Regions from separate parts of the Mus musculus genome. Here all the other regions are linked to region 2. Evidence: chromatin loops called from intact Hi-C (ENCODE). Cell type or tissue: heart. All regions are shown on one strand.

Region 1 (5,000 bases), 290 kb before region 2:
CAGCATCTAAGTGTTTACAGAATTCTCTCTCTCTCTCTTCCTAGTGCTAAACATATATGTTGAAATCATCTCTGAGTATGTCATTTTCACTAGATTATAAATGATTCCAACCTAGTTATTTCCCTCTCAAGTTCCCGTCTTTCTCTCTGTTCTTGTTTTTTCCTCAGAATGCCCACTTGAATCGACTCTTGTTACAATGATAGACATTTCATTAGTTCTGATTAGATTACCTTTGCCATGAGTAAGCACAACGTCTTAAATAAGGAGTTCATTTTCCCTCATAACAAACCCAGAGCCAGTCTCTGAGTTCTTACCATAAATCCAGAGTCTTTCTCCTTTGTCTGACTCATGTTCCATCTGCCTTTCATCTTTGTGACTGAAAAATGGCTGCCCTCGTGTCTCAGGGCATTGTATCTCTACACCTGGAAGGAAGACGGGCAAGGTGACTAGAAGGGGCAAACCCTTCCCCTGAAGTGCTACCTTTTCATCCTGGAAGCCTGACTCAGGGATTTCCATCTGCACCTCATTGGCTGAGCTGGGCAGCTGCCCCCCCCCATTGGCTGAGCTAGGCAGCTGCCCCCCTCCCATTGGCTGAGCTGGGCAGTTGGCCTCTCATTGGCTGAGCTGGGTAGCTGGCCCCTCATTGGCTGAGCTGAGCTAGGCAGATGGCCACACCGCATAATGCCGATATTGGGAATAGGTGCTGGGAAGGTTGCTGGCGACTCACCCTTTTCACTATTTCTTACTAGTGATGCCAAGTATCCGTGTAGCCCACGTTACATTATGATATGCAAGTTTCATATCTCTTCTATCTGTCGCATTTCCATCTCAGACCCATTACTTCAGATTGTCAGCAGCAGCAGCAGCAGCAGCAGCAGCAGCAGCAGCAGCAGCAGCAGCAGCAGCAGCAGATGTTAACAGCCAGGTAGCCCGATCATGTCTTTTCAGAGATCTCTGATGGGGAAACCTAGATCTTGACTTGTGCCACAGAAAGGAATTCCAGGACAAGATGACACGAGGCAGATTAAGTAAAGGAAGAACTTATTACGGAAAGGACCCAGTGGTGCAGATGGGTTTCTCGAGACATGCGTAGTTGAACTTATATGTAAGCTTTGATAGCGAAGGGGTTATTGATGACAAGAAGCAGGAGGAGTGGGGGCGGGGTAGGGGGGAGCAAGGGCTGCCCTAACAGGGCATGGTATCAGGTGCTTGAGAGCAGGCAATGGTGCAAGTCCTATGTTATGGACATGCCACAAAATGAAGCGAGGTTGGTTAGCAGCCCTCTGCGTCTGCTACACTGGTCCTGGTTGGTTTGGAGCAGTCACGTGGTATCAACCTGCAGTTCTGTCTGGCCTATCCTGTATCACTAAGAGTACAGTTAGTATTGATGTCTGAGGTACGCTGCTGAAAATGTTGGCACTTGGCTAACCTCAACTTCAGTGAGTTGGTTCTCATACGTTAAAAAAGTCTGGAGTTAATTTTCCCACCCCGTCCGTCCCCAGGTTATCAGGAGCTCGGTGCAGCTCAGACTTGCTTTACTTTGTAATGGAGCAGCGTTTTCTCTTTCTCAGCAACACTTTGTTCGAACCATCTGCCACCTGTCAGCTTTTGCACCTCAGCAGTCTTACCTTGTGTCCAGCGTTGAGAACGTGAATGCTGTTAGCACTTTCTTTCTGAAACTTGGCCAGTCATTCTTATGTCCACCTGTAAGGTCTGTTTAATAAAATTTGATTATACCAGTGGTTATCTAACATGTCTACCTTGGTAGCATATTTATTCATTCTTTAAAAGAATTATTTATTTTATGTATATGAGTACATTGTAGCTGTCTTCAGGCACACAAGCAGAGGGCATTGGATCCCATTACAGATGGTTGTGAGCCACCATGTGGTTGCTGGGAATTGAACTCAGAACCTTTGGAAGAGCAATCATTGCTCTTAACCACTGAGTCATCTCTCCAGCCCTAGAATATTCTTTTAAAGATAAAAGGTTTTTTTTTTGTTTTTTTTTGTTTTTTTTTGGTTGTTGTTGTTAAATTTGTTATTGAGAGTGGGGGCTGCCTTGGTGTGCACATAGAGATCAAAGGATAACTTGTCTGATACTGTTCTCTCCTTCCATATGTGGGTCCCAGAAATTGAACTCAGGTTATCAGGCTTGGTAGTAAGGTCTTTATGGACTGAGCCGTATGGTCAGCTAGCCACTCCCAGCCTTTTGAGATAAGGTCTGGCCTTAAGCATACAGGATCAGGCTGGCCTTAAGCATACAAAATGGCTGAGGGTGGCCTTGAACTCTTGACCCTTCTGCATCTACCTCCTAGGTGCTAGAATTACAGTCATGTACTACATCACCACACCTGCTAGTGCTAACATACACATTTTCAAATGTTATTTTCTATGCATCAAGCATAGTGGTATGATTCATGCTTTAGAAGACTGAATGTTGTTTGTTTCCTGGAGGAATAAAAGGGGCTATGGGTAGATGCTGCAAGAAGAATCCAGCGATTTAAGCAGGAGGAACTAACTCCCAAAACCCAGTCTTAAGAGACATAATCTGAAAGTGCTAATAGCATGCTGTATAATAATGCCGTGGTGAAAACAGGATTTTGCTTACTGAATAAACAACAAATCCACCAGATGGGGCTCTAATATTCTTTTGGACCAGTGACTGAAAAGTAAGTATTTCCTGCTATCTTTAGAGGAAAAAATATGCATATAACCATATTAACCTCCAAGAGAATCTTCCTGAAATAGGATTATGGTCTCCAGCAAGCATCGTCATTGTGTTTAATGTCTTCTGAGTCCCAGGGGGACATTTAGAAAGAAAGTGGCCAATTTGCTGAAAAAAAAAAAAACTGAGGCACCCAGAACAGCACAGTTCAATTACCCCTGAGCTGGGTCCTTTGTGGGCCCCACTTTAAGGAAATCGAGACGTATTTATGAACAAATGGCTGCCTTATTGCCAGTGTGTTCTTCCATCTTTGGATTTACTGACGCTATTTAAAATGTGAATTGCTTGAGATGAGGTGACATCATTGTTAAACCTGCCACAGCTGCAGAAACTCTCTCTCTGTCCAGTTATTTGGATGAGCTGTGCATCACGGTAAGGACGTGGGTTCTCCGTGGGATACATTTTGCTTCTGCTTTCCTAGGAGTTTCAGGTTAGATTTCTGAAGCAGGGCCCCCTTCCTGGACTCTATCCTTATGACTCACAACTGCTGTTCAACCTGGAACGGATGCCAGCTGGGAATTATAGAGCTGAGTTTTAACACAGAGTGGGCGTGTTGGCCAGGCTTTGGTCAACTTGTCACATGCTAGAGTCATCTGGGGAGGGGAACCCTCAATTGAGGACATACCCTCATCAGAATGGCCCATAGGCAAGCCTGTAAGGTGTTTTATTGATTACTGATAGATGTGGGAATATTTAGCCCATTACGAGTGGCGCTGTTCTGGGCAGGTGGTTGGTTCTGGGTTCCATAAGGAAGCAAACAGAGCAAGCTACCGGGAGCAGACCAGTAAGCAACGCCGTTCCACAGACTCTGCTTCCGGACCTATCTCCAGGTTCCTGCCTTAACTTCTCCTGATGATGGACCAGCAAGTCAAACAAATCCTTCCCTCCCCAGGTTGGTTATGGTGTTTCATCACAGAAACAGAAAGCAACTGAGGCAACAGGTTGGGGACTGAGTCAGGTTTCCTAATATGACATTGTCTAATGGAGCCCAGAGCTAGATTAGGCCAGGTAGCTCTCTGCGTCCCAGGATGGCAGTCAAGACACATCACCACTAAGGGCCACAGGAGTAAATGCTGACTCTCTCACAGAACGCTTTGAAATATTGGCTCACCAACCAAAGGGCACACACGGGCTGGTCTGAGGCCCTAGCACTTAAGTAACAGAGGGTTGCCACTTCTGGTCTCAATCAATCAGAGAGAATGCACCTAATTCTGCAGAGACTTGATGTGTCTGGATTATGGGATGCAGGATGGGGGCTGTCCTCTAAGAGACAACATTTGAGGGAAGGAAGGCAACATTTGAGATGTAATTAATTAATTAATTAATTAAGAAGAGAAATATTAGCTCATTTTGTCTTGCAGCTGACTTTGCTCCAACCACACACGTTGTCTGAACACATCAGGCTTTCTCCAGTCTGAGTAGTTCTATGTAGGAGTCTATTCTCAGGCCACTGCTTGCTTCTTTCAGGCATTTGCTGAAATTTCACTTCCTCATTGAGGTGTTCCTTTGCCACGTGGTTGAAAGCGGTCATGTGACCAGCTATGGAACTGGGCGTGCTCTCCTTTCTCACTGGTGGCCAGCAAGCCCCAGCGGTCCTGTCTTCACTCCCCACAGCGCTGGGGTTAGAGTTGTACGCAGCCACCTCCAGCATTTATACGGATGCCGGGATCCAAACCTGACTGTGTGGCAACTGCTCTGACCTACTGAGCCATCTCTTCAGCCTCGTCGCTTCTGATCCCCAAGCAATTGTTTCTTAACTAGCTCAGAACTGTCACTGTCATAGTTTCGATGTATTTATTCATCCATCAGCCATCAGCTGAAAGTCTAGAAGCAGGGCGTTGTGCTCTCTAATGGAAACAGTCACTTATTTATTATCTCAACTGCAAATGCTTTTATGCACATTTAACAAAGTTGCTTTGTTTAACTCATGGCAAATGATAGTAATGTGAAACTAAGAATTTGCAGAAAAGACCCGAGACATTCTACCAGTGTGTCAGCAAAGGCACTGAGCTGGTTTGTTAATCCGGTTTTGTTTCACTTCACTAAAACGCTGCAGATTTCTGGACCTCACTGAGTCACAGTTAAATAAATGGTGAAGGACACCAGTGGGAAAACAAACCAACCCCGTGGTTCACCCAGTCTCCCCTGTTGCTGCAAGGGCGCTGGCCTGGCTTGGTCACCTGACAGTCACAGGCCATGCCTGCCCAGTCCTTGAGCATGTCTCATTGCACTTTTTTCTAAAATATTGATCTGTTTGAATCTGTTTTCACCAT
Region 2 (5,000 bases):
TCAGGTCACCAGCCACATGCAAAAATACATCCTTTGAACACTTTATATCAGGAAAAAGCTTGTTTGCTTCTTCTTCTTCTTCTTCTTCTTCTTCTTTTTTTTTTTTTTTTTGCATTAACTTTAAATTAGCTGATACACAAGCCAGAACTCAGACTAAACTTCTGTTTGTTTTCCAAGAATAGCCTCCTTCCCTGTTCTTTTTTTTTTCGGGGGGGGGGTGCGGGGGGGGGATGAGGAGGCTAGCTTTTAAGAGAGAAAGAGAACTGAATCTGCACGCTCTCCGCGTAAATGTCACAAGTGTGCTTCTATATGCCAAGCCAACTGAATGTTGTGTGGTCTTCAAATTATTTGCCAATGTGTCTTTAAAGTTTTGCACTAATCCATTTCTGCCAACCTCCTGGCAACATTTAATCTTTTCCGCAACGAGAAAGGTCCCCCCTAACTTAGTATTGACACTGTCACAAGATATGTATGTACAAATTTCGGCTGTCAAACCTCTTACGGGTGCATTTAAGCGCGCGCTCACTCTTCACAGGCGTGCCTACACTAAGACAGCTCCCCTTTCCCTAGCGCCCACCTACTCATCCCTTCTTTCCTTGCAAGTTTGAAACTTTGTTCTTTCTAGGGTCCCGAAGAAGCGCTACCAACGTCCTAGAGACAAAGGGCTGGGCTGAGGGTTAACAGGATGCCCAATTTCACTTGTGAAACAAAGCCCACAAATCTGAGCCCCTGGAGGAGGTGGTGTAGCCCGGGCAAGCCAAGGACCGGGATCGCCGCAGCCACCGAGCCCCGTGTGCCCCGCTCTGCTCACCGCTTCACGCGGATGATCTGGTCCCGCATGGGCTTGATGTCTTGGAAGCTCTGCTGGTTGACCAAGCTGTAGACCAGGATGAAGCCCTGGCCGTTCTTGATGTACAGGTCCCGCATGGACGCGAACTGCTCGGTGCCCGCGGTGTCCAGGATCTCCAGCACCGAAGGCGAGGAGTCCACCTCGATCTCCTTGCGGTAGAAGTCCTCGATGGTGGGGTCGTATTTCTCAATGAAGGTGCCGGTCACGAACTGCACGGTCAGGGCGGATTTGCCTACCCCGCCCGAGCCCAGCACCACCACTTTGTACTCGCGCATCGTCCCTGCGCGGCCGCCGCCGCCGCCGCCGCCCGCGACATAGACCTGCGCCCGCGCGCCGCGCCCCGACCCCGCGGCCCCGCCGCCCTTACGGACTCGTCGGCTCACGGCCGCGGCAGCGCCCCGGGCGCCGGCAGCGGGGCTGCAGCTGAACGAGTCGTGCGCGGCCCTGTGAGCGGGCCAAGCGGGAGGACGATGCAGCCCCGAGGGCGAGAGCAGCAACAGAGCTCGACCTCGAGCCGGAGCCGCCCGAACCGCGGGCCCGCAATGCCGCCCGCCCCGCCCCTCGCGCCTCCACGCCCAGCTCCCGCCGCCGCTGCTGCCGCCGCCGCCGCCGCTTCCCCAGCGCTGGAGCGCGCGCCCGAGCCCAGCCGCAGCGCTGCCCGGGGCGGAGCCAGCCGGGTGGGAGGGGTCTATAAGAAAGCCCGCCCCTCGCGCCGTCGCCTAGCGACCGTCCGCGCGCTCCAGAGAAGACCGGCTTCCGCGACACCCGGCAACACCCAGCCTGACCGGCCTCCGTACTGCGTCTGCGCGCTCTCCTCCGCCCGAAGGCAGGCAACGTCAGACGCCCACGCTCGGGGGTTTGCGGGAGGTGACGGTGGAGGGACCGTGGGCTTAGGAAGCCGTGCGCACCGTGCTTGGGGACCTCAGGACGGGCCGGCCTATGGCTGACATACATGACTCAGCCTGTCAGCCTTCGGAGAGCTTTGGCTTGATCCCGTTATACGTAACGACGTGAGCCTTAAGGGCCGCCGCCATGAGTTACACAAGCAAATCGAAGCTCGGCTAGTCCGTGGCGCCCAGGCTACACGCAAACCCGGTCCGCGCCCGATGACGTCACCGGCCCGCCCTCTAGCCCCGCCCTTGTCGAGTTTGACGTAAGCCGAGCTCCTCCCCCCGGGCTGGTAGACAGCCTTGGGCGCCTGGAAAACCTGGAGCTCGGATCCGCCCCCCACTGTCGGGAGACCCCAGAACATCTCAGCAACAGCCTGCGGGGGTGTCTGCGCGGAAGCTCGGATTCACTGTAGCCAATCAGATTGTGAGTCCGGACTCTAGACTACCACTCTTGACCAATGAAAAGGCGTCTCATCTTGCTAACCAATTGGTGTAAGACCCAGTGATAGACTGAGCCAACTCCCCTCCGGGGCCTGGAGGGGCTGAGAGTTTGCGCTTGCGCACGGCCTGGTACCCAATCGTAGGCCAACTGAGGAGTGACAGAGGGCTGGGCGGAGCCAATCAAACCTGCACTGTGGAGACAGTGCAGGGCTGCTGGGGAACTGGGAGGGGCAGGGTTCGAGCGCCCGACCCCCTGGTGTTCTGGCACCGGAGCGGGTTGCGTTGGCAGACAAGAGGGATGAGTTCTGTTCTAACGTCGCCTCCGTGGCATTCTGCCTGGAGATGGGCATGGAAGTGGTGGCAGAGGATGCGGGCTGGATCGTGGGCTGAATCGAGAAAACTGGGACTTTTGTCTTCAGGGTGAGAAATTTTCCGGTCCCTCAGGAGACATCCATCTGGCAGCAGTTGCTGTGGTCCTCCGATCATGCCTCCTCAAATGTGTATTTTCTACCCCGTTGTAAACCAGCGTATCTTTGGCCCCCGAATCTTCGTCATACGCTCCCAGCCACAATCGCAAATACATGAAAATTTACACCCTCTGCAATAACTGTTCGTTGCATTTATCTTCATTAAACCATGTCCTTGAAATGACAACTCTAACCATAACTACCTCACACTTTTCAGAAGGCTGTATTTTTTCAGTTCTGTCAGAGCTTGGTGTACCTCTCCACCATTCTGATTTCTTACAGAGGTCATTGTAGAGTGGATTTCGGTCTGGGTTCTTCTAACAGAGGGACATTCTTTTGCCATCTTTTCTGTCACTTGTCAAAGTACAAAAATGTATTCTGATATAGGAGTCCCCCAAATGCCTATTGTTTCTGAACATTTAAGAATTTATATGCTTGAATTACCTAGCTACAACATAACTGCAAGTTTTTATTGAAAACAGTTTAGAGCAAGTGCCTTGTCAAGTTAAAAAATGTCAACTACCATCTCTCCTTGCATCATATCCATGGATGCTTGGTTCCAGGACACCCCCGAACCAAAATCCTGCAAATGCTCAAATCCCGTGTATGAAGTGGCATATTTGGACTTAGCTTACATGCTCTCTTGCACATTTCAGTTCTTTCTAGATTCCTTGTAATGCCTAATATTTTGCAAACGTTAGGCTAATGGTTATACAGTCCTTGGGGGAGTGACTCATAACAAATCTACATGCTAAGTACAGTACACCATCCCCCAATAATTTTGAATCGCTGCTGTTTGGATGCATGGATACGGAAGGCTGCCAATATAGCTCAGGTCAGTCGTGACTTCTCAGTTATATACTATGGAAGTTTGAGAACTTGAAACTTAGAGAACAGGCAGTGAAGAAACTGTAGGGGGAAGCATCAGGAATGTTTCACGGGAGTCAAAACTGAAGAGGCTCTGCTCTCAGTCTAAGCTACTCATATAAGGTAGTGAACTAAAGTTGAGGGAGCTTCCCTGTGTGCTTCATGTCTGAATGACTCTGTAAGACAGAGTGGTTTTCTGTAAGACAGGCTTGGTTGTGACTACTTCTGCTCCGTAGCAGCTATAGTTTTCCCAAGGAAAAGCAGAATGCTTCTGGTACAATTCAAACTGTATGAGTGATAACATTTTCAGGTGTCACGGGGATTAAATACAGCCTAGAAACATGTGTTTTTTGTGAATATGACAACCTGCATTGGTTGCTTTTCTCACTGCTGTGGCCAAATACTTGACAAAAGAAACTTGAAGGAAAAAGCTTGCTTTCACCCATGCCTCACAGTATAGAGTCTGCAGTGGTTGGAATGGCTTGGCACTAGGTGGCTAGCTGCCTGTGGCCAGAGTGGGAGGCTGTTCACTCACATCTCTGACACTCTGGAAGAAGGGAGTTCTGAATGGCAGTTCTCCTCTTCCCCCTTTTTTCAGTCCAGTACCCTAGCTGGTGGGGTGGGTGGAAATGCATTCAAGGTTCTTCTTCCCTGCCCTCAGCCACTCCTCTGAAAACTCCTTACAGACATGCCCCAGAGTGCCCCACTGCCCTGGGTGCATTTTCATCCTGTTCAGTTGGCAACTGAAGTAACTATTGGGTAGTTTGTGCCCTACCTACTACATGGTCTATCTATGCACTGTCTAGTACATAGTCTACCTATTCACTGTCTACTATAGTCTATCTATCTATGCACTGTCTAGTGCATAGTCTATCTATCTAGTACTGTGTGGGCTGAAAATCTAGATAGGCAGTGGTCTGTGGTGTGGGCTTGTCTTAGGATTTTGGATCCAGGAGCTAAGCAAATCTTTTTGTGATTCCTAGTTCCCCCAGAGTTGGGAGTCTGTCAACTAAAGTAAACATAATAGACATTGTCACAAAGTTGTGGGTGGGTTGCTAGTCACATGTCCTAGCATTTCTCAGGCTTTTCTCCCTGACATTTCATAAGCCTTTCTACATTTTCATGAGGTATAAAGATGGCAGCCTATGGTGTGGTATCTGTAGTCTGTCTGTTTCCCATTCTGACAGGCCTGTTTTTCATCTTATGAAAGTAGTTGTTTTGTTTTGTTTCTTTGTTTGTTTGTTGCTTTCTTGTTACTAATATATAAAACAAAAATTATGATCAGGAATATATTTTCTTACCTGTTATGGCTTGGATGAGGATACAGTCCTGGTTTGTGGTGGCATGTAGACTATTGCTTGAAAGGTGAGTTGCTATAATTAGAAGGGCGTCAGGGTAGAATGTGGTGGTGTATAGCTCTAAACCCAATTACCAGGATTTCTAAGCACAAAAGTGTTCAAAATTCAAACATGCCTAGGCTGCATG
Region 3 (5,000 bases), 74 kb after region 2:
CATCCACACTCCGGCACACCCTCTCCCTGTGTTTAACTTACCATTTCACCTATTGGCCTGGCTGTCCTCCCAAGGTCTCAGCCCACATTTTTTTTTTTTAAAAAAATCCTTTTCATCTTTTCTCAGCATGGTTGAGTTTATTTAAAAGAAAACACAAAATGAAAAAATAAAAAGCTAACAAACAAAAAACTCCCAAATTATTCTCTGAAGGGAGGGCCTCCATGTGGGGGTGCTTTCCTCTGTGAGATGAGAGCATAGCTCACCACCTCACACACATCCCTTGTGGCCGACAAGCATGAGTGTAAACTGGCTAAGCAGGGTCAGAGACACAGTCAGCTTGTGACCACAGAGCAGGAAACAGCCCACTGGCTCTCCCCAACGGGAGGCACCCCAGGTCTGAGGGGCACATGCATTAAGCCGACATAGTACACTCTCATATTCAGCTAAAGCCAGCGGTGGGAGCCCGGCACACTGCTAGCACACTGGTCTCTTAGGGTGCCGTGGCTCTTACACCGGATCTGAACAGATCTTCCAGGGTGTACTGAGTCAACACCTGTGACTCAGGTCGGTTTTCGTGAGAATTATTCGGACGTCAAATTTGACGCTTAGGGTATGGGAGGAGAATTTCCATTTTTCTCCCACCACAGAATAAGCCGAATCAAAGCAGAGCTGGTTTGGGAGCCTCCACAGGCACAGTTCTACGTTCCTCGTGTGGTAACTCACAAACCACCGGGTAAGCAACACTGTACTAAAAGGAACTTAAGCCTGTCAGGTTAATTACACAATATTAGGTACGAAAACAAACAGTGCAACACAAAACATAGCTACATCATTATTTGCAGTAAATGTTAACTCTAAATAAGTGCAACCTGTCCACAAATGCTTGCTATAGAACTAATTAAAAAATAAAATTGGATGGATAAACATGAAAAAAAAATTCTCACCGAGAATTTTTTTTTTAAATATCAGCACTCATTTAGAGTTCGGGATTTGTGAAAGAAAAGCTTTAAAAGGAGCAAACCTGATTGGCTGTGGCTGTTGCTGCGAAGGGGACACTTGTTGCAGGAGTTGTTGCTGCAGAGACAGTGGCGGACGTAGCGCTGTGCATCATGGGTACTTTCAGGAGGGGAACCATGGGAGCAATGAACAGGAGGGTGTAGCATTATGGTAATAGAAGTGGTATTTGGCATGGTGAATATCAGAGCAGCAAGCCATCATGGGTTAACCAGCAGATGGCATGCGATCACAGTGCAAAGCAAGGGAGCATGGGAGAGAAATAAAAAGGGAAAATAGCTTATTACAAGTACAGTTAAAGGAAGTTCTCAAACACAATCAGTGATTCCCAGAGAGCCCAAAGCGCATCGCTTTGATCAAAACAGAGCTATTCCCAATTCAGAGGATGGCATCATGACCATAGATAGCTACAGCTGCTTCTCAATACATGATAGGTAATACCCAATGAACCAAGTGGACTGATCATAAATTCCAAAACGCCACAGGCTCAGAGGGCCTAATTTAGAATAGGATGAACTTTGGAATCAATTGTGGTTAAACCAAAAAACATTTTTCTCTTAAATTTGGAAGCATATCTGAACGGTGGAATTTCAGTGGCTCCATGTTTTACTTCGGTCACTAAAAGGTGAGGCAAGAGAAATGGCTTTGGTGTAAATTCTAGAGCGGTTACTACGAAGTAACCAGATCCATTTTTGCCAGTGGTGACTTTCTGAATTTGTAAGTGAAATGAATCAGCTGCCCTGAAGACAGACTTGTGTGCCAAGGTCCTGAATTCGAGAGAAGACCCCACTGTTAAAATTCCCCATCTAAGGGAATGGACGTGGAGGCACAAAAATAAGCAAAGCAAAAACAAAACTAAAAAACCAAAGCCATTAAAAATAAGTCTGCCCTCTAAAAAGAGAAGTAAGTAGCGTAGTTCAGGCACTTGGTCTCAAAACACATCCAAGTATAATTGTTTTCCAAAAATAAATACTTCTGGGAAACTCTGATAACTCTAACACACAGCAAAGAGGAGGTAAAGGCACACACCACTATGAAACTTTAAAACATTGATGAAATTAGCCTGCCTCTGCTTGCTTCATGCTAAACCAGATAAACTATAAAGAGAAACAACACAAATCATTTTTTTTAAAAAGCACACTTGCACTTGTGGTTTCACGTCTCTGTGGTGATCGTTCTAGCATTAAGAGGTCACATTAAAACCATCACTCTCTTAAATACACAAGCATAGCTTACACGTTAACTCTAAAGCTATTAAGCCTTCAGATCTACTTCCTAAAGCATTCTCTACTGTCTCTGAAATACATGTCAAACAGTGAAGGCATTGCACATCATATAAAAGACAAATAAAAAAAGGTTGGAACCTACCAATACTGGTAGCGGGTGTCATGCACAAAACTGACCCTGAAGTCATGCAATGGGGGGAGGGAAAGGTGAATAAAAGGGAAAGAAACAGGTTAGCGGTTTAGAGTTAACATTCAGAGTGAGATCGAAGCACAAGGAGGTTAGTTTACACAGTTCTTAGGGCCGTTCACATCGTCAGTATAGCAGATAGATCCAACTTACTTAAAGCCAATAAGATTCCAAGCCCCACTCTCCGAGTACTTGAGTACTCTCCCCTTCTACTCTAGGCCAACATGATCCTAAGGAGGATGGCATGTGATGATGCAACTGTGTCCTTCTCTGAAGACCTCAAAGGATTTTACACACATGATCAAGTTAACCCTGTCAGGTGGAGAGTAGGTATTTTACAGATGAAAAAATCTGAGGCACAGTAACCCCTCCAAGGTCAAGTGCAGTGTGAGCCAAGGACATGGCCTGAGGTAGAGTTCCGTGCTAAATCCAGGCCAGAGCTGATGCTCGCCAGAGTGCGCTACACTCCCGAGTGCGGTGAAATGTGTGTTGTGTCGATAGAAAGGTGAAAAGAACAGTGAGTTGAGATTTCACATCCTCTAAGTCAAAGCCCTTGCCGCGTATGGCAGGGGTCTCTTGAGCAACAACCTGGGTGCTGGGAATGTAGACGGAAGCTTCTGGATGGACTTGCTGCATGGGTCTGAGATCTGTTCTGGCTAGGAGACTTGCTGTGACAAAGGGGTGGCATGTAACAGTGAAGTCTAAGAGCCATATATGTAACTGTGGAAAACTGGGACCGCACTAAGACCCTGGTGAGAGATTTTGATCATGGCCACTTCAAGGAGGCTTCCGAGGGATCGAAGAGTTAGGGAGTGTTGGTTGGTGTCTGGGTTAGTGGGAGAAGGGAAGCCAAAGTCACTGCTTCTTAGGGAAGAACTCTGTTTTCTGTGAATGGTCTTAATGATGTACATGTGTCACGAAATTCTGACTGAACAGCAATGAAAGTCAGGAGGGTGGGAAGATGCGTTGGGAGCTCTGTTCCTCAGAATGTAAACGAAGGCAATATAAGGATTCTTAGAAACTCAGGGTCATGAAGGTGTGGTTTCAGGACTACCTGCTAAGATGTTAGATGTGAATCTAGAAACTAAATATCCTCACTCACGTTTATAAGAACCTCCTTGCCTGACCTACATTTTGACCAGGCATCACTGATTTAGAAAACAACTATCCAAGCGGACTACTTCTAGTCTCTCTCTCTCTTTCTCTCTCTCTCTCTCTCTCTCTCTCTCTCTCTCTCTCTCTCTCTCTCTCTCTCTCTTTCTCTTGCAGTACATCCACCTTGGCACACACTCAGAGACACACACAGATGTGCTTACACGCAACTCCCGTGCAGCTCGCACGCTCTCTTCCTCCATCCCCCTCTCTCTACTTTCACAAACATAGAAGGTTCCCTGCGTCACGCTTTCAATCCCTTGCTCCCATCTGCCCATCAGTCCTTCAATGCCCTTCTAGCTGGTTCTATTCTCCCTCAGATCCACAGAACACGGTTACACCTTCATCCTCAGTTTCCGGGACATTTTGGCACTTGCCTACACTTTGCACACTAAGTCACTTTCTTTCTTTGATTTCTTAAGACACGTACACATGCACGTGCGTGCACACGCACATGAGCGCAAACACACACACACACACACACACACACACACACACACCCTTCTATACGCTTCTTCTGAATTCTCTCTAATATTTATATATGCTGGAGTTTCTAGAGCCTGCCTGGGTCCTCTTTATTTAATTTTTTTTTCCTGCTCTGTGGATCTTCTATGAGCGTTTCAGGCCATCCATTCCCAAACTCTCACTGATTCCATGGCTTCCATGTTTTGTGCCGTGCCAGGCTGAAAGTCTCTCTACCTAACTATTCTCCTGACCTCCCCTCTCCTCCACGAGACTCTCCGGCGGAACACGCTAAGCTGTGTTCTTTCCCGTCTGGTCTCCTGCGCATGGGGAAACATGTGACCAATGCCATCGCTGTGTGACCTTTAGCCTCCGTTGTTGTAAGATGCCGCTGTTTCCTCATGGTCATCCCAGGTCCGTCTCCCCGCTGAGCCAGCACGTGGCTGCTTCTGAGCCGCCGAGGGCCTGTCTGCCTAGCCATGACTTCTGCTGCTCTGCAAGTTCCCATCCCAACACTGCTACTATCAGCTCTGCCATAGCATCCCATTGGGCCCTCCTGCTCCTCTCTGCTCCAGCCTCCACTCTGCTGGCACACTCACTTTGCTTCTGGGAAGGCTTTGCTGCTTTGAGGATGGAGGCCCTTCTAGCCCAGACCCTGACTGCCTCCCGACCTCAGCACTCCTCCCTGGTACCGAGGTCCATCTGGATGGGCCTTCATTGCTTTCAACTGAATACTTTAGACTTTTACTCTAATTTTGGGCTCCTCTGCCCCTGATCTAGAATACTCTTTAGCCACTTCTTTCTTTCCTCAGGTGTCAAAGTATGAGCCATTTCTTCAGAAAATCATCTCATCTTAGTTTCCCCATATCCCCCATCACCTAAGTCAGTTTCTGTTTCTGTTTCGTTTTAATTATTTGAACTCTTTGCCTTTTCATTTATACTACTCTAAATGTTATTAA
Region 4 (5,000 bases), 430 kb before region 2:
AAGGAGAAACATTTTAGAAAATTTAAGTCTTTAGACCACTTCAACAAAATGTAACAATGTATGTTGTAACAATGTGAGTTACACTGTTCACCTCCTTGTAAGAGCAACAGTGACCTTAGCCAGGACCCTGTAGACTAAGTATTTTTATTTTGGCTGAATAAATTTACAAATATATTCTCGGAGCCCATGCCAATTGTTCAGCTTCAATAAAGTATTTTCATAGTTGTTTCATCTGACTTAGTATGTCCTCTTGTTTGGGTTACTTATAAATCTCCCCAAACAAATTGAGGAGCTTTTGTGCCTTTTTTTTTTTTTTTTGGCGTTTTTCTAGGAAGTTTTATTTACAACTTACTATTATACCATATGGTATCAAGGACCACCCTGACCCCGAATTTGCTCTTTTGCCAAGTTAAGAAAATTCAGTGTCGCAGTACTCACTTTCTATATACATTCTCAGGACATATTAAGGAAAAACGTAGTACCTAAATATCTCCACTAGGAATAGAGACAAAGAGTACTTATTTCCGATTGTTCTTTATGAGAAAATGCGCTGAATGCTACTAACGATCCCTAAAGGGATGTAAGAGATAAAAAGATTTACAACAGGCACCAAATTGGAATTCAAGCTGAACCGGACACTGGTATTTAGTTCAATAGAAGAGCGATTCCCCACCAGGCTTGACAATAGACTTAAGCAACTGGAGGGGAGGGGGAGAATTAAACTAGCTTACTAATTACAAAGCAGTTCTGCTCTGCAACACATGGAAATTTCTATTATAGGGTGGGATTAAGAACTTGCTTTGGTTTAAAAAAATTACCTCGAGTTTGCACAAAGTATCAAAATGTTTAGGCATCATCATATCCTAAGTGGAAACTGTTGCAAGTTTACTTTTACGCATACTTTTACATACATATACTACCTTCGTCCAGACAAGTATACACGTTATTTCTATGTGCAGTACTCTTGGACCGCACTAAAAGTATCGGATTACTCACTCACAGGGAGATGCACCTATCTATATAATGTATGGTCTTCTGGGTGACAATGTGAAAGAAACTGAGGGAAAATTCAATTTGCAGAACTATGTATACTATAAATCCACCCAGGTAACATAATGTATACACGAATGCTTTTAAAGATACGTTTTCAAGGAAGGCTCATGAAATAAACGTGGAGAGTGGATTAAGAATTGTACCCTTTGAATTTCCCCCTATACACTGCATATTACTTGAATAAGGCGGGCATGGGAACTGGTGCGCTCAGGAAACTTGGCTGGGGGACTGCCACAGGTTTGAAGGGCCTGTGTAAACTAGAGAGCCAAACATCGCTATCTCCCCTCCCCCCAAAATTAAAAGCACCATTAAGAAGGACATAGTTTAAAGCACCATTTCACACAGAAGTTAAGTCTCCAACTTCTTTACTTACTAAAATCTAAGTGTGGCCAGATTATCCATTCTACTCAAAGCGAAATTAGCAACTGTTTTAAAAGACAGCTCCCAACTTTAGGTCGGTAAGTACAAGACATGTCAACGTCACTAGCTATATATAAAAGACATCTTTGCTTTGTAAGTAAAGCTATTCACACATCCTCAGAGTCTCCTAAAAAACTTCAGACCCATGGGTCGTAAGGAGCTCCACGTATCAACTTTCCTAGAAATTACCTCACAAAAATCTGAGCTTCAACACTAACAATGTATCTTCCGTCTTCTAGTGAGCTAATAATATTATTGCTAGCTTGCAAATGGGCTTATAACTGTATCTGAAATGGAACCCTTGATCTAAGACTGATTGAGAACGATCTGTGTTATATGAAAAAGAGATGGCACTGGCCCAGTTAGACAGCCACAGCCCCCAGTATATCCCGTTTATAAGCCCAAATCTCTAGAGATCAAACAAGATTCGAAGGAAGAAGAGCAGAGCGAGGTGGTCAAGCAGGGATCCCTCAAAGGCAACTTCACACGATCTTGAAGGGACCGGCGTGTGCAGTTCCTTTTAGAAACCAGAAAGGGGCTCGGGGGAAAGACGCCGTAAGGCAGCGACAGGCAGGACACGCGTTCTCCCTGAGCTGGGATGGGGAAGGGAGCGGCTGGGGTGGTGGGGGAAGCGGGACGGGTCAGGAGCTGCCGGGGTCTGGCCGCCCGCGAGGGCTGGCGGGCCACGCGGGGAGGGAGAGCAGGGCTGGGGTGCAGGGCCCGCGGGCGGGGCGCGTCAGGCGCGGTGGCACGTGTGCGCGGGTCGGCGGCGAGGCAACCGGCGCCGCCGCCGCTGCACGGGCCGGAAGGGCCGGGGCCGGGCGGGAGGCGCGCACGTGGGCTGCGGGGCCGCTGTCCGCCAGCCGGGCCGACCCGCGCCGCTCGGCCGGCCGGCCGACGAGCGCCCAGGGCCAGCCGGCCGGCCGCGGAGGAGAAGGATCGGCGCGCCGGGGCCGCCGATTCGCTTACCTCCGCCTGTTTCCGGACCACATTGTCGGGGCTGAGCAGGTTTCCCAGGAGCAGGTAGAACTGTTGCTGCTCCGCCGCGGCCGCCGCCATTGCGCTAGGCGTGAGAGAGAGAAGGAGGGAGCTGTGAGGCGCGCTGGCGGGCCGGCGGGAGGGTTGGGGGCGGGCCCAGCGCGGCGACCGGCACCAGCGGCGGCGCGGGGATGAGGGGCCGGGCGAGAAGGGCGGGGCCGAGGGGGCCGAGGGAGGACGGGGCGGGGCCTCGCGCCCTCTCACCCGGCCGCGGCCGCCGACGCCGGCGTCCCATTGGCTCGCGGCGCGGGGGGCGTGCCCGAGGCCGCCCCCCCTCGAGGGCCACGCCGATTGGTCACGCACCCTGCGGTGTCGTCACTCCAGCGCGCGCCGGGAGGCGGGGCTGGCGGGCGTGTGTGGCGGCCAGAGGGCCGCTGTTAGGACGAGGTTGGGGTTCCCGGGGCGCGGGTTGGGAGGAGCCGATCCGGCTGGGCCGCCGCGAGGGGCGTGAGGCCGGGCCCGGAGGAGGGGCCAGCTCCTGAGCGCGGGAGATTTCGGCGCCGCGGGCTGGCTGGACTCCCTTTCCCTGCCGCCCGCCGCGTAGCCGCGCCTTAGGGCTTTGGGGCCCCGGGACCCCCCTCCCTAACCCCATCCCAATCCCCCCAGCAGCGAGCACACACGCATACACACACCCGCCTCTGCAGACCCCTCCATCTGTCTGGCCCTGTGGTGTCGTGTCGTCCCCCTCAGCCTGTGACTCAGGCGGTCCCTACCCTCCTCTGTCCTGTGACTCACGTCCAGGGACTGTCCCGGAAGAGGGGTTGCTCATCACGGACTCTTCCCCCCTGCACCTCTCCGTCCCGGATCAAATCACGCACGCTCCCCACCCGGGAACTGCCACCCATCCTGGTGTTTGGAGCTTCCTTGCTCTCTAAGGATGGGAGAAGTCATGAGCCACTCCCTAACGTGGTCGATCCATTGATAGTTGATGCGTGCCAGCATGGAGGGGACCAGAGGCTGCCTCCCTCTCACCTCCTAAACTCTAGTGCTTAAACACCAGCGTTGGCCCATCTTTCTATCTGGGACTGCCTAAACAGGAGAGAGCAGAGCTCAAACTGAAACACTTTGAGAATCATGTCCTATTCAGAATCATGTCTAATGTCCACAGACTCAAATGCTCATATCAAAAGAAAAAAATAATGTATGAAATGGTCCTACACTGAAAAAAAAAAAAAAACAATGTGGCCCAAGAATGAAAGAGCATCCCCAGTTGGAAACTAGTTCTACAAAATAGATGCGCTGGCCTCCAGAAAAGCAGAACGTAATCAGGGTTGCAGCTACACCTATAGAGGGGAGACCTTTCTCCACAATTCAGATTCTGTTGTAAAAATCTTGACTGGCTCTCAGCTCCCAAGTTTATCCCAGCTCCTGTTTGCCCAGACTCAGTTAAAAGCCTACTGTGTGTCCAAAGCATTGCCCAAGTTGAGGATGACAGCAGGTGAAAAGGGGGATGTATGTCTTGTGTCAAAAGGACTCGACTACTTCCTAAGGAATAGGTTTCCACAGCCTGAGGCCTGTAACTACAGCTCAGCAGCTCATGGGATTTATGTTGAAGTTTTTTATTTCTTGTTGGCAATTGTGCATTTTGAAAGTATTAAATATTTTCTCTTGGGTGATTTTAAAGGTTGGTCTTACATCATCCATGGTCAGGTCATGCAAAATCTGGCCAGAAGCCCTGGGATCACGTGGAATTGTGGGAACCAGTCCCGGTTTCTACAGTGGCATTTAGTTGATTTGTGGAGAAAGTCACCCCCTCTACTATTAGCTGCCACACTGGCGGGATTCTTTCTCTACAGGAGGCCAGCAAAGCTATTGTGTAGAACTGATTTCCTACCTTGAATTCATTCTTTGGCCACATTTGTTTTCTTCAAGGTCAGACCATTTCCGACATTAGTTTGGAGTCGATTTTTTTTTTTTTTAATTTTGATGTGTGTGTGTGTGTGTGTGTGTGTGTGTGTGTGTGTATGAGAGAGAGAGAGAAAGAGGGGTAGGACATGAATTACTCATTCAGAGTTCTTAAATTGGGGAATTACATACTAACAAATTTATTTATTTATTTATTTTTGGCTTTTCGAGACATGGTTTCTCTGTGTAGCCCTGGCTGTGCTGGAACTCACTCTGTAGACCAGGCTGGCCTTGAACTCAGAAATCCACCTGCCTCTGCCTCACAAATGCTGGGATTAAAGGCATACGCCACTGCGCCTGGGTAACCAATTTTTAATTAACTAGGTAACAGTGAAATAAGACAAATTACCTAGAGGCTTGCAAATATATATAGTCGTAGCTAAAACTATAGATTTTCCCACAAATCAGATTCTGTTATAAAAATCTTGGCTGGCTCTCGACTCCAAGTGTTTATCCCAGTGCCTTTCCCCAGACTCTGCTGAGAGCCGAATCTATACATTGCATATATGCAGGGTTGGGGGATGTAGATGAGTGGTAGAGTGTTTCCCTAGCATGCATGAGGTCCTGGGCTTGACAGCACTGCT
Region 5 (5,000 bases), 65 kb before region 2:
GCAATGTTGTCTCTTTGCATGAATGTCAAAAGGACACAGTTTGTTTCTTTCCTTGGCTTTGCAAGTTTCTTTGAGTGAGGTCTTGCCTCTGTTCTTTCTGTCAGCTGCACTATCTTCGATCAGCATCCTGCTCTGACCTCATAGGACAGGGATGTGGAAGTCCTTTGGTGATAAGAGCTACTTCCTGCTTAGAATCTGGGTTAGTGTATGTATGTGTATATTGGTACGCATACACGAACATCATATATACACACTTACATATACATTCTACTCTCGGCAACCTTTGTTGTTTCTTCAATACTGCAGAAGTGACACCATTAAATGCTCTTAAGTGAAGGACGGCCTTCTGATAGGAGGTAGCCTGGTGTTTTCCCTTAGCCATTATTGTCATCAGATTCTTGTCATTCTAAGTCCTTCATTCAAAGTGTGTGGCTCAACTTTTTCATAAAAGAAAGCCAGTGGGGAGGCCTTCCTGTGAGGAATATCTTGGTTAGTAAATGGCAGTCAGTAAGTCCTTCAATATCAGTGGATTAGAAATAAAGTACATGAGACAAATATAAAGGAAGGGAAAATCACGCCCGGGCACTTCTTTTTAGTGTCTGAGGCTTTACATGCACAGACCAGAATAAACTTGTTTACAAAAGATGATCTGTATTCCTTCCGACACTCCACTCTGGATTAATAGCATTCGGAAGGAAGTGATACACAGGCTGATTCAACTTCCCCCAAGCAAAAACAGAAATACCATAAGCTATTGTCCTTCTGGAAGTCACAGCAACGTCAAAAGTTAAGGTGGTCCAGACATGACCCATATGCAGGAGAATTTATAATTTCCATCTTTCCCTTTAGGAAGACTTTGCTTTGACTATGCCGTGGCCTGGCAGCGATACTTTCTAATTAAGTGTGAAGCGAGTGCAGATGGTCTGATGGTCAATCTACAGTCAACAACAATTGTAAAATGACACTTCAACCAGGTTTTGCCTCTTTCTTCATGTATACCAAGAACAGTTAAAATGAGAATACCGCATGCAATTGGAAAGTGTAGATGAACCTAAGGTTTTTGGGAATGGCTGATTAGTTAGTATCTTAGTTCATGGACACACATGGAAATGAAAAGTCAGAAATAAAATATAGGGTCTTATTATCTGCTGCACTGTCCAATTAGTTCAATAGACTTTTTAGCTTAACATAGCTAAATACTCTTAAAGAAAAATGAGACAAAAACATACAGTATTTTAAAAGAATACTACCGGAGTGAGATTCCTAGCACCCATGAAGGTCAACTCACAGCCACCTGTCACTCCAGAGCCAGGGGATCCACACCCTCTTCTTGTCTTTGGGGTAGCTCCCCGTATGTGTGTTCACAAATACACCATACACACATTAATAAAAAATGAAGAAGATTAAGAGTTATAAGGTAGACTAGTAAGCCAGAAAATGCCAGGGTGTTGAGGTTGGAATGGAGACATCCCCAAGTGGCTCAGGTTTTAAGTGTTTGTTCACTAGTTGGTGAGAGGCTGTAGGACATTTAGAATGGGGGACTTGGGGGTCATTCTTTGAGGTTACACCCAGACTCTGCTTCCTGGTTTACCACAACCTCTAAAACGTGCTCCCATCAACCATAGCCGAGCTGTCTCTCCCAGGCTCTGCTTGCTATGATGAGCTGAAACCATGAGCCCAATACCCACTTTCAACCCAGGAGGGAAGGTGTTAGAAAGGGAGTTATCGGGAGAGGGAGGCATAAAGACTGGGTCAAAGGGCCAGTTTTCTCCTGATAAAAGGGCACTATGCTGGCAAATGGCCACTTCTTCCTTATTGCAATGAAGTCACAGGTTGTAACTTTTTACATTTTGTGAGTTTTTCTTGAGCATCGTTTTGTTTCCAAGAAAAACAAACAAAACAACAACAACAAAAAAAAAACAAACCAAGAGTAAAAATCTGCCAACCTCCAGTTCTTAACGCTAATTCCTAATTCGATGACTGCATTTGGCCTTCAAGAGGCCACTGTGTAGTATGACAAACACTTTCTAAAGGGAACATAGCTGACCTCGAATGAACTAGAGATTTCCAATACACAGTGGGAGATGGGTCTGTTTACTTGCTTAAACAAAGGATTCGTTCTAAAAGAAAATCAAGCGGCGAAGAAACGATTAATATTGTGAAAGTCCCTAATCTTTCCAACACACCCAATCCCACTTCCTAGAAAAACAGATGGGCCCCCTTTCAAATGCTTTCCACGCCTGTGCTGTCAAGCTTCTATTACACACAATTCACACATATTTTAGTACACAGACGAGATTATTTACATCCTCTTTTGTAATACAGCTTTGGATATTATTTTCATTGCCACAAATGCAGGACATTACTAACAGACGATATTGAAATTGATTTCCCTTTGTTTTAATGGTTGACACAGTTTTGAATTTTTTTTTTTAACTTCATTGGCTCTGTGATTGAAAACAAACCAAGAGTTGTAGACAATCAAACTTCAAACCAAGACAAATAGCATGCTCATGAGAAAATCCATTTCCTCCTGAGTGGATCAGAAGTTGGGACTCGGATGAACTGTCACTCCTCAGGTGGCAGAGGAGGAGAGAAGGAGAGGACATTCCAGAAAGGGACCAATGGGAATAAAGGCCTGAGAGCACCTCCATGGGCCTTATAACTCGGAGGTGAAATGACAACTGCAAGGTTCTGAAGGGGCTGCACAGAAGTCACCGTGGGTCATCACCAACTTCCACAATGTGACCCAATAACAAATTCAAGTAACGGGAAGTTCCCTTAAAGATGTGCCCATGCAGGTGAGTTCTTGAGACAGAAGTCTGACTAGAAAGAGAACAGAAAGTCACGGCCGTGACACCTGACCTCACCCAGTCTCACGGGTAGGCTGGCCCATGTTTGGTTACTAGTTGCGTGGTAGAAAATGGACAGGGTGAGACGTGGGGATGGATTTCTTGTGAGATGCTGTTCATCTTTGTTGAATCTCTAAGATGAAAAACTCTGTAAAACAAGAGAGGAGGCTGTAACAGAAGTTGCAGTGTCTGTTTTAGCTCACACAGTGATGCTCTTTCAGGGGCCTAAGTACTTTTCTGCAGAAATCTGCCTTAGCTTAGTGATTCGATCACTAAGGGTCTGCCTTGGTGAGATCATCTACTTGGTCAACTCTTAGGGATTCCCCTGTCCTCTTGAAGCACACTCATCCCAGCCCACGGCTAAACAAACGGCTTCCAGTTGTCTTGTGTTCCTAGGTAACTTTTATTTATTTCTGTGCATGCTTGTATGTAAGTGCATGTGTTTGTGTGTGTAGGTGTATGTGTATATACATGTATGTGTGTGTGTGTGTGTGTGTGTAGGCATATATGTGTGCTTGTGTGTGCATGTTTGGAGTGTGTGTGCTTGTGAGTATGTGAGTGTGTTTGCATGTGTGTGTGTGCATGTGTGTGTGAGCTTGTGTGTGTGTGTGCTTGTGAGTGTACATGTGAGTGTGTGTGAGTGTGCATGTGAGTGTGTGTGCATGTGTGAGAGTGTGTATGAGTATGTGTGTGAGTGTGTGAGTGTGTGTGTGAGTGTGTGCTATAGGACATATATGAAGGTAAGAGGACTATTTATGGAAGCTGGTTCTTTCCTTTTGCCACGTGAACTCCAGGGATGGAATTCACGTTGTCAGCCCACTAATTTTTAATTCTTTTAGTGAGATTTAGTTTGGGGTTAGAATTTTTTCCTGCAATTGTTGTTTAAGGAAGTAAATTTGAACTTCATGGAATTACCAATCATTACTTATTTTCATACCTAAAAATAATTTTATACTGTTTAGTGTGATATTTGCAACTACATTGTTCTGTTAATGAATTGAGATTTTGTATTTTTGAAATCATAAAATAATTATGCCATTTCCACCTTCCTTTCCCCCCCTCCAAATCGTTCCATGTGTTCCCCCTCCACATGTCTCTTTCAGATTCATGGTTTTTTCTTTAATTTCACATATATTATATAATTTCATATCTATGTAATCCTAAATACAACCTGGTTAGTTGGCATAATGTTCCTTGCATGTATGTTTTCAGGGTTGAATATTTGGCTATAGATAGCCAGGTTGTGTGCTCTTCCTTGGAGGAGACATTCTCTCTCTCTTCCCCCTCCCCTCCCCTTTCCCGCCCCCCTCCCATCCTCTCCCCCTGTCCTTCTCCCCCACTCTCTTTCTCTCTGTCTCTCTCAGTGTTTTTTAGTTTGCCTGGAGTCTTACTGACATGGCTGCCAACCCACGGCCTGAACAAGGACACCATCAATAGAATGCTAACATGGATGGGAGAATATATTTTTAAAGTAAACAGAAAAATAAAACAGAACAAGGTGAGCTTAATTAGTGAGGTAGCTAGACAGACAGGCGAACCATGGGAAGGATGGGAGGTCTCACTACAGACTCCACCAAGAACCAAGACTTCCAACACAACAGCCACGGAAGGCCGATCTACCTTCTAATGATCTTTTAGACCTGGCACCTGAACCCCATTTGTAGTGAAAGGACTCATCCTAACCTACACGTGAAGTTCTAGCAGTTCCTGGTTTTACTTTATTGGATTGTGATCCCATCGGAAGAGTCTCTGTAGCCTTTATTCATCTTGGGTGTCATAAAGAGGAGAGATGCAGGTATGCTATGGGGTAGGAATCCCCTTGAGACTGGCTGAACAATAAAATCCCAGAAAGTCTCCAGCATCCCACATGCAGCCACTGTTAGGACTCGTACGTGCACATCCTCTTTGAGAAGTGCACACTAATGTTTTCGGGGGGGGGTAGGTTCTTCCCAAGGGCTTCCTTTCTCTTAATCTTGGTGCTTATAAATCTATGCTAAATGTCTTCCCAGACAAAGCATTTCTGTCCTGCAGGCTGCCTCTTCCGAACTGTCTGTTTCCTTTGTGGACAGAAGCCTTTCAGGTTCATGAGGTCACATTGGTCAACCGTTAGCTATATTTCCTGATCCGAGTTCTCACTGTATGCTCTAT

What was found. A loop is a pair of places that touch in the nucleus more often than their neighbours do. Peaks named below come from ENCODE experiments on the same cell type or tissue, not always from the same donor. Only the 100,000 strongest peaks of a DNase experiment are listed, where the experiment ranks them.
Region 1: it touches region 2 in a loop (2.9-fold over the local background); 7 of 42 quality-filtered maps call a loop at or near these places.
Region 3: it touches region 2 in a loop (2.2-fold over the local background); 6 of 42 quality-filtered maps call a loop at or near these places.
Region 4: a loop joins it to region 2, with 2.4 times the contacts of the local background. A loop is called at or near these places in 7 of 42 quality-filtered maps.
Region 5: a loop joins it to region 2, with 3 times the contacts of the local background. A loop is called at or near these places in 5 of 42 quality-filtered maps.

What each region holds. Positions count from the first base shown.
Region 1 is chr14:120,762,215-120,767,214 of GRCm38, reverse strand. It overlaps Gm41253 (a long non-coding RNA gene), which reads left to right. Exons shown (of 6, transcript XR_874981.1): 5 at 1-925; 6 at 4,195-5,000. Among named protein-coding and RNA genes, the nearest start is that of Gm25781, 34 kb to the left of the region's middle. In heart, a CTCF peak has its summit at 2,626; a DNase peak (open chromatin) is centred at 4,264.
Region 2 is chr14:120,474,852-120,479,851 of GRCm38, reverse strand. It overlaps Rap2a (RAS related protein 2a), which reads right to left and starts at 1,391. Exons shown (of 2, transcript NM_029519.3): 1 at 812-1,391. The coding sequence starts at 1,125. In heart, no CTCF peak of the experiment used is centred here; DNase peaks (open chromatin) are centred at 1,631 and 2,181; H3K4me3 peaks cover 3,224 bases; H3K27ac peaks cover 2,612 bases.
Region 3 is chr14:120,400,754-120,405,753 of GRCm38, reverse strand. It overlaps Mbnl2 (muscleblind like splicing factor 2), which reads right to left. Exons shown (of 8, transcript NM_207515.2): 7 at 1,022-1,116. Among named protein-coding and RNA genes, the nearest start is that of Gm26679, 14 kb to the right of the region's middle. In heart, CTCF peaks have their summits at 1,227 (motif pointing right) and 2,862; no DNase peak of the experiment used is centred here.
Region 4 is chr14:120,908,786-120,913,785 of GRCm38, reverse strand. Ipo5 (importin 5) reads right to left here and starts at 2,592. Exons shown (of 26, transcript NM_023579.4): 1 at 2,443-2,592. The coding sequence starts at 2,532. In heart, no CTCF peak of the experiment used is centred here; DNase peaks (open chromatin) are centred at 2,135 and 2,805; H3K4me3 peaks cover 3,226 bases; H3K27ac peaks cover 2,110 bases.
Region 5 is chr14:120,539,828-120,544,827 of GRCm38, reverse strand. The region is part of intron 2 of Gm41251 (a long non-coding RNA gene); the gene reads right to left. Among named protein-coding and RNA genes, the nearest start is that of Gm41251, 9.8 kb to the right of the region's middle. In heart, a CTCF peak has its summit at 1,998; no DNase peak of the experiment used is centred here.